Linked DNA regions of Homo sapiens: region 1 is linked to region 2. A link is a loop called in an ENCODE intact Hi-C map of the cell type or tissue named here. Cell type or tissue: CD4-positive, alpha-beta T cell. All regions are shown on one strand. Each heading gives the region's core, and the rest is flanking DNA. Links, peaks and the distances in the headings are about the cores only. Region 1 has its middle 11 kb from the start of FBXL14. Region 2 overlaps ERC1 (ELKS/RAB6-interacting/CAST family member 1).

Region 1 (5,377 bases), core at 223-5,222, 400 kb before region 2:
AGGAGAATCCCTTGAACCCGGGAGGCGGAGGTTGCAGTGAGCCGAGATCGCATCACTGCACTCCAGCCTGGGTGACAAGAGCGAGACTCCGTCTCAAAATAAATAAAGGCAACAATAGCAGATGACTGCAATCCTGAGTGTGCGCCTGGGTGAGGAGACTCAAAGACGCTCGGCATGTCGGAGGAGAGATGCGTTCAACCTGAATTGTTCCCGTGACCCTGAGAAAGTGACTTCTCATTCTCTGCTTTATTTTCATTTGTAAACAAATAAAAAGCAAGCAAACAAAAAGCAACCATTGTCATTAAATGTCTACACAGTGCTTTTGTTAAATATTTACACCTGCTTTGAGTGTCATCTGGTCACTAAGATTTGCTATTATGTGACAACTCTCATTTAGGTTCCCTGAACCAGTTAAATTAAGGAAATTAAGGAATTCTTTTTTTTTTCTTTCTTTCTTTTTTTTTCTGAGACAGAGTCTTGCTCTGTCACCCAGGCTGGAGTGCAGTTGCGTGATCTCAGTTCACTGCAACCTCCGCCTCCCCAGTTCAAGCAATTCTGCCTCAGCCTCCTGAGTAGCTAGGATTACAGGTGTGCTCCACCAGACCCAGCTAATTTTTGTATTTTTAGTAGAGACAGGGTTTCACCATGTTGGCCAGGCTGATCCCGAACTCCTGACCTCGTAATCCACCTGCCTTGGCCTCCCAAAGTGTTGGGATTACAGGCCTGAGCCACTGCACCTGGCCCATTAAAGAATTCTTGATGGTTACAACAGTAGCCACTGATTTCTTATGTTAGTTACTTGAACTCTTTGGCCTTCAATAGTAAGTTAGTTAGTTAGTTAGTTAGTTTGTTTGTTTATTTTGAGACGGAGTCTTGCTCTGTCGCCCAGGCTGGAGTGCAGTTGCTCGATCTCAGCTGACTGCAACCTCCGTCTCCCAGGTTCATGCGATTCTCCTGCTTCAGCCTCCTGAGCAGGTGGGATTACAGGCGTACACCATCACACTGGCTAATTTTTGTATTTTTAGTAGAGATGAGGTTTCACCATGTTGGCCAGGCTGATCTCAAACTCCTGACCTCAAGTGATCTGCCTACCTCGGCCTCCCAAAGTGCTGGGATTACAGGCGTGAGCCACCGCGCCTGGCCAAATAGTTTAAAAATAAAAAATAAACAACAAAGAATCTCACTGAAGCTTGAGATTGAAGCTCAGTCTGAAGCCCCAGGCAAGCTGTTCCAACTTTAGAGAAAATGTGGACAGGGTTTTCATGCCTCTTTAATTTCCTGCACACAAGGCGGGAAGGTCAGTGCTTGGTGTTACTGACCTCTTTAGGAATGACTGGATTCAGGAAGGCAGTGGCATCATGTGACATAAAGGTGTGGTTTTACCTCAGAACCATCTTTTCTGGGGTGTGAAGAGTTAATCAGCATTAACTCTGAGCCTTCGCTTTTCTGCCCCTTGAGACTCTGCTTGTTTTTTTTAAAACCTTTAACCCTATCCTCTTGGCAGAAAAGGGGACCTGGCTGTGAACTCTGTAGCTGGGCTGATCCCTAAAGCTCCTCTGGGTCTGACATTATGTAAGAAATGTAAATGCTCTGACTCATCCAGATAGGACTTTCCAGCAAAGCCTGGCCTGGCGCCAGCACCTTTTCAAAAAGGGAGCACCCTTCGCACTGTGGCTCAGTCAGGCCTCGGGCGGCAGCGTCCCGCCGAACGCGGAGTTCCAAATCCGCTCTCAGTAAGACTGATCTTGATTCCCCCTTGTCTTTTGAAATATTTATCAACATGCGAAAGCCTCTGAGGATCCTGATAAAATGACCTTTACTGGCAGAGGGAACAGAGCCCCAGGCTAGGCAGAAGCAGCCAAGTCAGCAGTCCACTCCACGGTGGTGAACGTTTGGAATTTAGGCAGCTCCAGGCAGCCTCTAAACCTGTGCCTACTTCCCTTGGAAAACAGAATTGAAACTGCTTCTCCACGCCCACTTCGGCCCTCAGTGCTGACATTCTGGAAAGAGCTCTAGCTGCGATAACCGTCCCACCCCACAGACATAAAATGGCACTTGGCAGAAATTGACACGCAAGAGCCTCCCCTTGAGAGCGCCTTCTCTTCCCTCCTCTCCAGACGCTGTGCCTGGCCCGCTCCTGCTTCCCCTTCTGCTCGGCAGGGTGCACTCCTCATTAGTCCTAGTTGTACTTTTCACTCTTCCCGGGCCCTGGCACTCTCTTCATGCCCGGCCACACCCCGCTTTTCCCAGCACTGTCCCTCCATGCCAGAATCTCCCCGAAGTTCTGCTCCCGGGCTGTCACTGGGAAGAGAGGTCACCGACACCCGAGTGGGCTTTTCAAGGATAAAGGGCTAGTAGGGAAGTCACCGCTAGAGGGTGACATAATTACACACAAACGCATTCCTGGTCCTGCGAGGCCACAGCCAGCTGTGGGCCTGAAGGCATGAAACAGGTATCAGGATATCTACCCTGCAGTACACACACTCACACAGGCACAAACACACACCACCCTCTGTCTCTCACATACACTCACTCTCACACACACACACCCTCCCCCACACACTCTCACACACACACTTTCTCACACACTCACACACACACTCTCACACACACTCTCTCACCCCCACACACTCACACACACTCACCCCACACACTCTCACACTCACTCTCACACACACTCACCCTACACTCTCTCACACACTCTCACCTCCCACACACTCACCCCACACACTCTCACACACCCCCACACACTCTCACACTATCACACACTCACCCTACACACACCCCTCACACACTCACACACACTCACCCCCCACACACTCTCACACCCCCCACAAACACCCACACACACTCTCACACACCCCCACACACTCTCACACACTCTCACACACTCTCTCACACACTCACCCTACACACTCACACACCCCTCACACACTGTCTCACACACACTCACCCCCCCACACACACCCCACACACTCTCACACACACACACACACACTCTCACCCCCCCCCACACACACACTCTGACCTATTTTGGCTAGCAAACCAACCAGAGCCTTCGAGTGTCTTCCATGATCACCATGCCTCACCGTGACCAGATCCTGCTCACAGTATGGTCAATATGACACTCACTGTTAACTCTTTTTTTTCCCCAAGCCAAAGGTACTTTATGAGGAGTTGTTCAAATACATAATGGGACAGCAGTACTCCTAACAAGCAAAACATACCACACATTTACATGGCGCTTTAAAGATCTCAAAACATATTTGCACATCTTTTTTTCCTTTTATTTTCAGTTGACATGTAAAAATTGTACACATTTATAGAGCACAGAGTGCTATTTCTATCCATGTATGCTATGTGTAATGGATCCAATCAGGGTAATCAGCATATCCATCACCTCGAAAACCATTTCTTTGTGTTGGGAACACTGAAAATCCTCTCTTCTAGCTTTTTGAACAAATAAAATAAATTGTTAACTATATTCGCCCTACGGTGCTTTAGAACACTAGAACTTATTCCTCCTGTCTAGTTGTAATTTTACATCCATTAACCAACCTACTCCTGCCCTCCCCTCCCTGCTGCACTTCCCAGCCTCCTTCTTTCAGACAGGGTCTCCCTCTGTTACCCAGGCTAGAGTGCAGTGGTGTGATCATACCTCACTGCAGCCTCGACCTCCTGGGCTCAAGCAATCCTCCCATCTTAGCCTCCAGAGTAGCTGGGATCCCTGGTGCGCACCACAATGCCAGGCTAATTTTTGTATTTTTGTAGAGATGGGGGTCTCCACATGTTGCCCAGGCTGGTCTCGAACTCCTGACCTCAAGTGATCCACCCGCCTTGGCTTCCCAAAGTGCTGGGATTACAGACGTGAGCCACAGTGCCTCACCCCTACTTCTGTTTCTATGAGCTCAGTTGTTTTTAGCTCCCACACATGAGTGAGAACATGTGGCATTTATCTGTCTGTGTCATGGACCTCTCTTTACGTGGCATCATAGAGTAACTGCATCCTAGCAAGGCGGACTGCTAAACTTATACTGTTAACACAGCAAAGCATGGTGGCTGGGATATGGGCTCTAGATCCAGATCACAGAATTCAAATTCCAGTTCGGCCAGCTGTTTGGTCTTGAGCCAGTCCCTTCTCTGGGCTGTACTTTCTTCATCTGTAAAATGGAGATAGTAATGAACCCTCTTCATAGGCTGTAAAATGAGCTGTTGTCACAATTAGGGAAGTTCATAAATGTAAAGACCTTAAAAGAAGGCCTACTGCTCAATCAATGCTCTGTAAACATTAGGCTGTTTTCATTACGGTCTGTCACCATACTAGGAGGTTACACACATTACCCCAGTCAACCCTCACAAAACTCCCAAGATTTGGAAATCACTAGTTCCATTTCATAGATGAGATAATGGAGCCTCTTAGTGGTTAAATAATTTGTCCAAAGTCATAGAGCTAATAAGTGACAGAGTCAAGATTTTATCCTAGAATTCATCTGACTGTAAAACCTAAGTTCTTTCCACCATACCACTGGAGAAAATTTCAACCTTTGTATCAGAGGAGCTCATGATCTAAACGACAGAAGATGGAGGGGGGCGGGGGACTATAGTTTTGTCCTACAGGATTTTAATTTTGCCAAAAAAGAGAGAGCTTTTAAGAAGTATAATTTAACAAAAGTTTTAAAGAAGGAAAAAAAAGGTGGGTACTAGGAGGTTCTACCAGCGATTCTCAGTTCTGTGATCCCCAGTTCCCAGGTGATGCTGACAGCAATGTGAGAAACGCAAATTCTCAGGCCTCTCCCCAGATGTCCTGCATCAGGAAGCCCTCAAGTTTATTCTGATGCCTAGTCAAGCTTCAGAATCACCACGCTAAGCAAAAGAAAGAGTAACAGTTGGGCCAGGCGTAATGACTCACGCCTATAATCCCAGCACTTTGGGAGGCTGAGACGGGTGGGTCACCTGAGGTCAGGAGTTCAAGACCAGCCCGGCCAACATAGTGAAACCCCATCTCTACTAATAATACAAAAGTCAGCCAGGCGTGGTGGCAGGTGCCTGTAATCCCAGCTACTCGGGAGGCTGAGGCAGGAGAATCGCTTGAACCCGGGAGGAGGAGGTTGCCGTGAGCCGAGATCACGCCACTGCACTCCAGCCTGGGCGACAAGGTAAGACTCTGTCTCAGAAAAAAGAAAGAGTAAGAGTTGGTAGTGAAACCATAGGTCCAAGGCCACAGGACGGATGGATGTCTGGCAGAAGAGGAGTTCTGGACTATTTCTTTGCGCATGAATGGAACATGCTACCCTTCCTGACTTACAGAGGAGAAGATAAGATGCAAACACATGGCTGGCTCTACCTGAAAGATCATTCTCTTATGCGCCTACGCTTT
Region 2 (5,377 bases), core at 62-5,061:
CAAAAACACTAGGCACTATTATTTGAAAGAAAAATAATAAGAAATACGCTCTTGAACAATAGAGTTGCTTAAAAAAGCGAAAGGAATGAAAAGTGGAAGCTAAAAATGCAAATAATAACGATCATTCTCCTGGGTTATAAACTCTTGCCCATAAGTCAAACTCCTTGTAAATAGATTTTATGGGGTCAGAAATTTTCTAGGGCCTATAAAAAAAAGCTTTAGCTAAAAAAATAAGAAACTAACCCTTTCAAAAATACAATTACATCTATTTTTGTGAGTGATATATCTTATGATGAGGTTTTAGCAACTAGTATAGTGCCTTTTCTTAATGAAATCAGACAATAATGTAAAAAATCTTTTTAAAGTGTGTAATCAGAGAAATAACTATTTGAATTAGATTTTAGAAATTAATGTGAAATGTTTCCATCAAACTATATAAAAGAGACTATAACAATGGGATTTTTTGGGGGGCAAAGTATAAAAGTATTTTAACTTTTAACAACATAGGGACTCTGGTCTTAACCCTTTTATGCCTAGTGTTCTATTACTGGAATGCTAAGCTTGTGGTAGTTATTTATATCCTACTGCTCAAGGTCATCACGAAGCTCTGATTCTTCACACACAAAAAATGTGCAACCTCTGGTATAAATGGGTTAATGAAGTTGTTAGGAACTATCACACATATTCTAAACATTTGTTTTAAAAACAAGTCTACAGTGGTAACTGATAATTAAAACATAGATATTAATAATATTGAGCTCAATTTTAGACCTAAGTGTTAATGAGAATAGAGATGACATTTATAGCTCTCATCTCTGAATGACCGTTAGCCAAAAGAAGAATTCTGAACCAAATCATATATTTTCATCTATACATGGAATAATTTCTTTGTATTCACTCTCTGGTGCTAATGTCATTGAACAGGAAATAAAAAGATGTGTATGTCTGAAGATAGAAAATGTGAGTCTTCAGTCAGTATCACTCTAAATAAAATCTCACTACTCTGTACTGAATGCAAAGGAAGACAGAGGAGAGCAGGGCAGGGGAAGAAGACAAGGGAGAAGAGAGGAATAAAAATAAACCTCTGCAAAATAGAAATGTTTAGTGGAGACACTAAAATACAAATACTACAGCTAAGCATCACTATTAACACAAAACAAGTGGTTAAAATAAACATGGAAAGGTTAAGTATCTTGCCCAAGGTCATATAATGAAGTCACCCAAACAATCCAGTATCAAAGCAGTAATAAATTATACTCTCTTTATGACCTATTCAACTGGACTTGGCAAAACCACAATTAAAATGGTAAAATGTTTCTATCTAGAAAAAAAATACTGCACTAAATCATAATCTGGAATGAAGAGAGACTTTAAACTTTTGCATACTACAGCTAAGATGATCTTTGCCACTGAAAAAACAATGACTATTTTATTTTGTATTCCTTGGAAAATAAACTTATTTAGAAATAAGTATGATTTAATGGCATTTGCTGCTGGGTAAAAGTTAACTAAAATAAACCAGCTAACAATATTACAATTAATATAACCTGTAACTCAGTGAATTATGTATATACCAATGGCTTCACGGTCAAATTCTTCTGAAGCTTTTCCCAGGGTTTCATTTAGAGAGACTGAGAGCAAAACCAGTCGTGCAAAGGACTAACTATGGGACAAATGATAAAACTTCCCACTAAAATGAGTCAGCTTGAAGCTTAAGTTAGAGATGAAAGTTCTCTAAACACAAGGCAAAACACTTCATGAAATTTTTATACTAAAACTCAACTGCTTTCAGATTTTGCCACCTAATTGGAATTACTTAAGTGGTACCCATACTGTTCTACTACAATATGTGGAGAAAATGTTTAGATTAGAAACGGGAAAATCTATTTTTTAAATGCAGTATTTGTGTTTGCTATTTTTATTACAAACACTTTAAGATTCCTTCTGTAATGAATACAGCTTACTCAAAATGGGCAGGGGGCATAAATTTTTTTCAATTTATTTTCTTTTTTGGCGGGCTAACTCTTTTAACACTTATCCCAGTGTAACCCATATGCTAGCTGTTGAGTCAAAGAGGTGCTTTTATAAACAGCAAATATATATCTATATATATATATATACACACACACACACACAGATATATATATATATATACACACACACACATATATATAATCGCTATTATTATTAGGCAGCTGCTAGGTAAAACACATATGATATTAACAGGCTCATTTCTGAATCCTATCAGAAATCCTCACACTTTATATTGTCATGGCTCATATGCAAAATAAGTAACTTTTTAAATGCAGATTTTTGTTTTGTGCCGCTTCTCTCACTATTTACTTACTAATGAAGATGGGCAAGTTACTTAATGGTCTCTGCACTTGTGCTTTTTCAACTAAAAAATCAAAATAATAAATCTCTCTTCATAGTTGCTAAGATCAACTGAAACAAAATATGTTCCGCTACAGTGCCTCTGGCACATATAAATAGCAGTAATCGTTGCTGTTTTTGTTATCACTAGTTCTACCACCCAGCAGAGTCACAAAATGAAACCAAAATTTAAAGGATGTGGGTGTGTGTGTGTCTGAAAGTTCGTCTCAGTAAATAATTCAAGGTTTCTTCTATAAAGCTATAGGCAGTTGTGACTTTCCCTCCATCATTTTTGCGGCACTTTACCCCGTTTAATAGCCAGAATGTCTCCACTGAATGTTCAATTACATTAACACAATTCTTTTTCCCCTCCTCTTTCCTCGTAATGCTCTTTTCATCTCCACTTCTCTCTCAGTCAAAACCTGGCCATCTGGTTCTTGCTCTCTGACTACTCACACTACCTTTTCAAAGCACAAAAATCTGAACACACTCTTCTGATAAACCCAATACCCTTGACATTTTATCCTCACAGCTAGATTTCTAGATATCCCTCTCCTGAAATATGTTCAGTTCCCTGTAAGAATTCAAGACAATATTCGCAAACAACGCTCAATCACATCATCTTTGTTTTAGTGCAAGCATACTGACCTTGAGGTGAGACTGAAGGAAACAGGAAATCCAGGAAGAAAATGTGAAAAAGAAAGTTAGAAAGAATTAATAAGGACAATATTCAGAAATATTATTCATGGACATCATAAAATGCAGGATTAGAGAAGGGAAGGAGTCACAAATTCTATACAGTCACTAAAAAAGAATTATTTCAGATTTTCAACTCTCAACAAATTTACTTTCTTATTAGATTACACCATTGTATTTTAATGAAAGTTTCTCAAAAAAAAAAAAGTTGTCTAAAATTTACCATTTCCTGGGGCAGGAAAAAAAAAACAATTTCTTAAACACTAAGAAAAATAGAGAAGGTTAGCCATCTCATTCTCATTTAAGTAGTCAGAGTTGGCTTTAAGTAACTGCACAATTTTAGTCTGCTTAGTTTTATAGACACCCACCTTATAACTAACTACGCCTTAACCACCCCATTCCATTAAGAGAATCCAAGTTATCTAAAAGCAAAAGCAGAAAAACACAGCTTCTGTAGAATACAGAACTTTAATGTACTTGAAATAATTTTCTCAAATGTTAAAACATAATTTTCTCCTAATAACAACTAGTACTTCTCACTCCAAATCTACCACAATCCTCAAATGGTGCAATCTAAAAGCAATAATGAACAAGAATACACAGGCTTGTTTACATCAATTCAGTTCCAATGCTGCTTAGCAGTAGGAGATATAAAGCAGTCATGCTTAATATTCCTGCACAGCATGTAGCCCTTACAGTTCATTACTGTCTTTTACAACAACAAGCAGTTTTTCTCTTTTCAAAAAGTAATCAGTTTCACTGTAATTAGTATGATCCTCCAAATAGTTAGGGCTTCTAACGACCAGTATCATCTGGATTAGCTTCATGGTCTAAATTGTACCTTAAGAATCTGAAACAAAATATCTATTTCTTGAATGCAAGCACCATTTCCATTTATACTTTAATGTTTTCTAAGACTTAGTGATGTCTTGCAAAAGTATAATTCAGTACTTACAAGTTTTAAAAAGTCATTGTGAGAATAAAAACAGATAAGAAGGACAAGATTTGTTACCTTGTAACATGAAGAGATGAAAAACAGAAACAAAACGACTTGCTGGCAATCACATGGTGCCTGAGTGGCAGATACAGAATAAGAATGTAGCAGCCGGGCAGGCGCAGTGGCTCACGCCTGTAATCCCAGCACTTTGGGAGGCCGAGGCAAGCAGATCACCTGAGGTCAGGAGTTTGAGACCAGCCTAGCCAACACGGTGAAACCCCATCTCTACTAAAAATACAAAAATTAGCCAGGCGTGGTGGCACACGCCTGTAGTCCCAGGTACTCAGGAGGCTGAGGCACAAGAATCGGTTGAACCAGGGAGGTGGAGGCTGCAGTGAGCCGAGATTGTGCCACTGCACTCCAGCCTGGGCAACAGAGCAAGACTCCGTCTCAAAAAGAGTAAGAATGTAGGTCTGCTGACATCTCACCTGGGCATAATTTATCTGTTTTATGATGCTTCCTTAGGAGTCTATAAAACTCCATGAACGTTTAGCATCTATAACGCTGTGTAAAATGCAGACAATGTTCAAAGGCAGAAAGAAGCCGATCTCTAAATGATTGTTCCCAATGATCCTTCTATCTCATTGGTTGTGACACAGGAAGTCAAAATAATTTTAGATGAACAAGGACATTAACTGAGTCTTCTTTGTATGCAAGTTTTTACATAACACACGGGTAAATCCATGGGAAAAAATGGAATGCATTCCTGCCAGAGAGCAACTTTAATTATTAATTTAATTTTTACCTACTTTATTATTCATGAATCATATTTCACTTTAGCATCAAATTACAACTCTTTTTTTTTCCTTTTTGAGACAGGGTTTCACCTGTCACCTAGGCTAGAGTGCAGTGGCGCAATCTTGGCTCACTGCAAACTCTACTTCCCAGACTCAAGTGATCCTCCCACCTCAGCCTCCCAAATAGCTGGGACTATAGACAAACACCACCACAACTGGCTAATATTTGTATTTTTTGTAGAGACGAGGTTTCGCCACTTGCCTAAGCTGGTCTCGAACTCCTGGACTCAAGCAATCCACCCACTTTCACCTCCCAAAGTGCTAGGATTACAAGCATGAGCCACCACGTCCGGCTAAACTGTAACTCTTGGGAAATAACTTCAGGAGAAAAAATCTGTACATCGAATTATATGTAATCCTAATCTTTATACTTTTAGGTGAAACACTACAGTAGCCATTAAACACAGATTCCTGTAAGACCACAGTAACAAACTATAAGGTGCTGTGCCCACAGGAAACTTTGGGAAGATAACCTAACAGAACTGACTACAAAAAGCTTTGTAACTTACTCTCC

What was found. A loop is a pair of places that touch in the nucleus more often than their neighbours do. Peaks named below come from ENCODE experiments on the same cell type or tissue, not always from the same donor. Only the 100,000 strongest peaks of a DNase experiment are listed, where the experiment ranks them.
Region 1: a loop joins it to region 2, with 2.2 times the contacts of the local background. A loop is called at or near these places in 9 of 110 quality-filtered maps.

The regions. Positions count from the first base shown.
Region 1 is chr12:1,602,403-1,607,779 of GRCh38, reverse strand. No RefSeq gene overlaps it. Among named protein-coding and RNA genes, the nearest start is that of FBXL14, 11 kb to the right of the region's middle. RefSeq lists enhancers at 1,408-1,927, 2,078-2,157, 2,278-2,337, 1,928-2,449. In CD4-positive, alpha-beta T cell, for the core only: CTCF peaks have their summits at 2,191 and 2,394 (motif pointing right); DNase peaks (open chromatin) are centred at 1,629 and 2,389; H3K4me3 peaks cover 762 bases; H3K27ac peaks cover 79 bases.
Region 2 is chr12:1,202,157-1,207,533 of GRCh38, reverse strand. The region is part of intron 12 of ERC1 (ELKS/RAB6-interacting/CAST family member 1); the gene reads right to left. Among named protein-coding and RNA genes, the nearest start is that of ERC1, 210 kb to the right of the region's middle. In CD4-positive, alpha-beta T cell, for the core only: no CTCF peak of the experiment used is centred there; a DNase peak (open chromatin) is centred at 2,553; H3K4me3 peaks cover 1,098 bases; H3K27ac peaks cover 1,417 bases.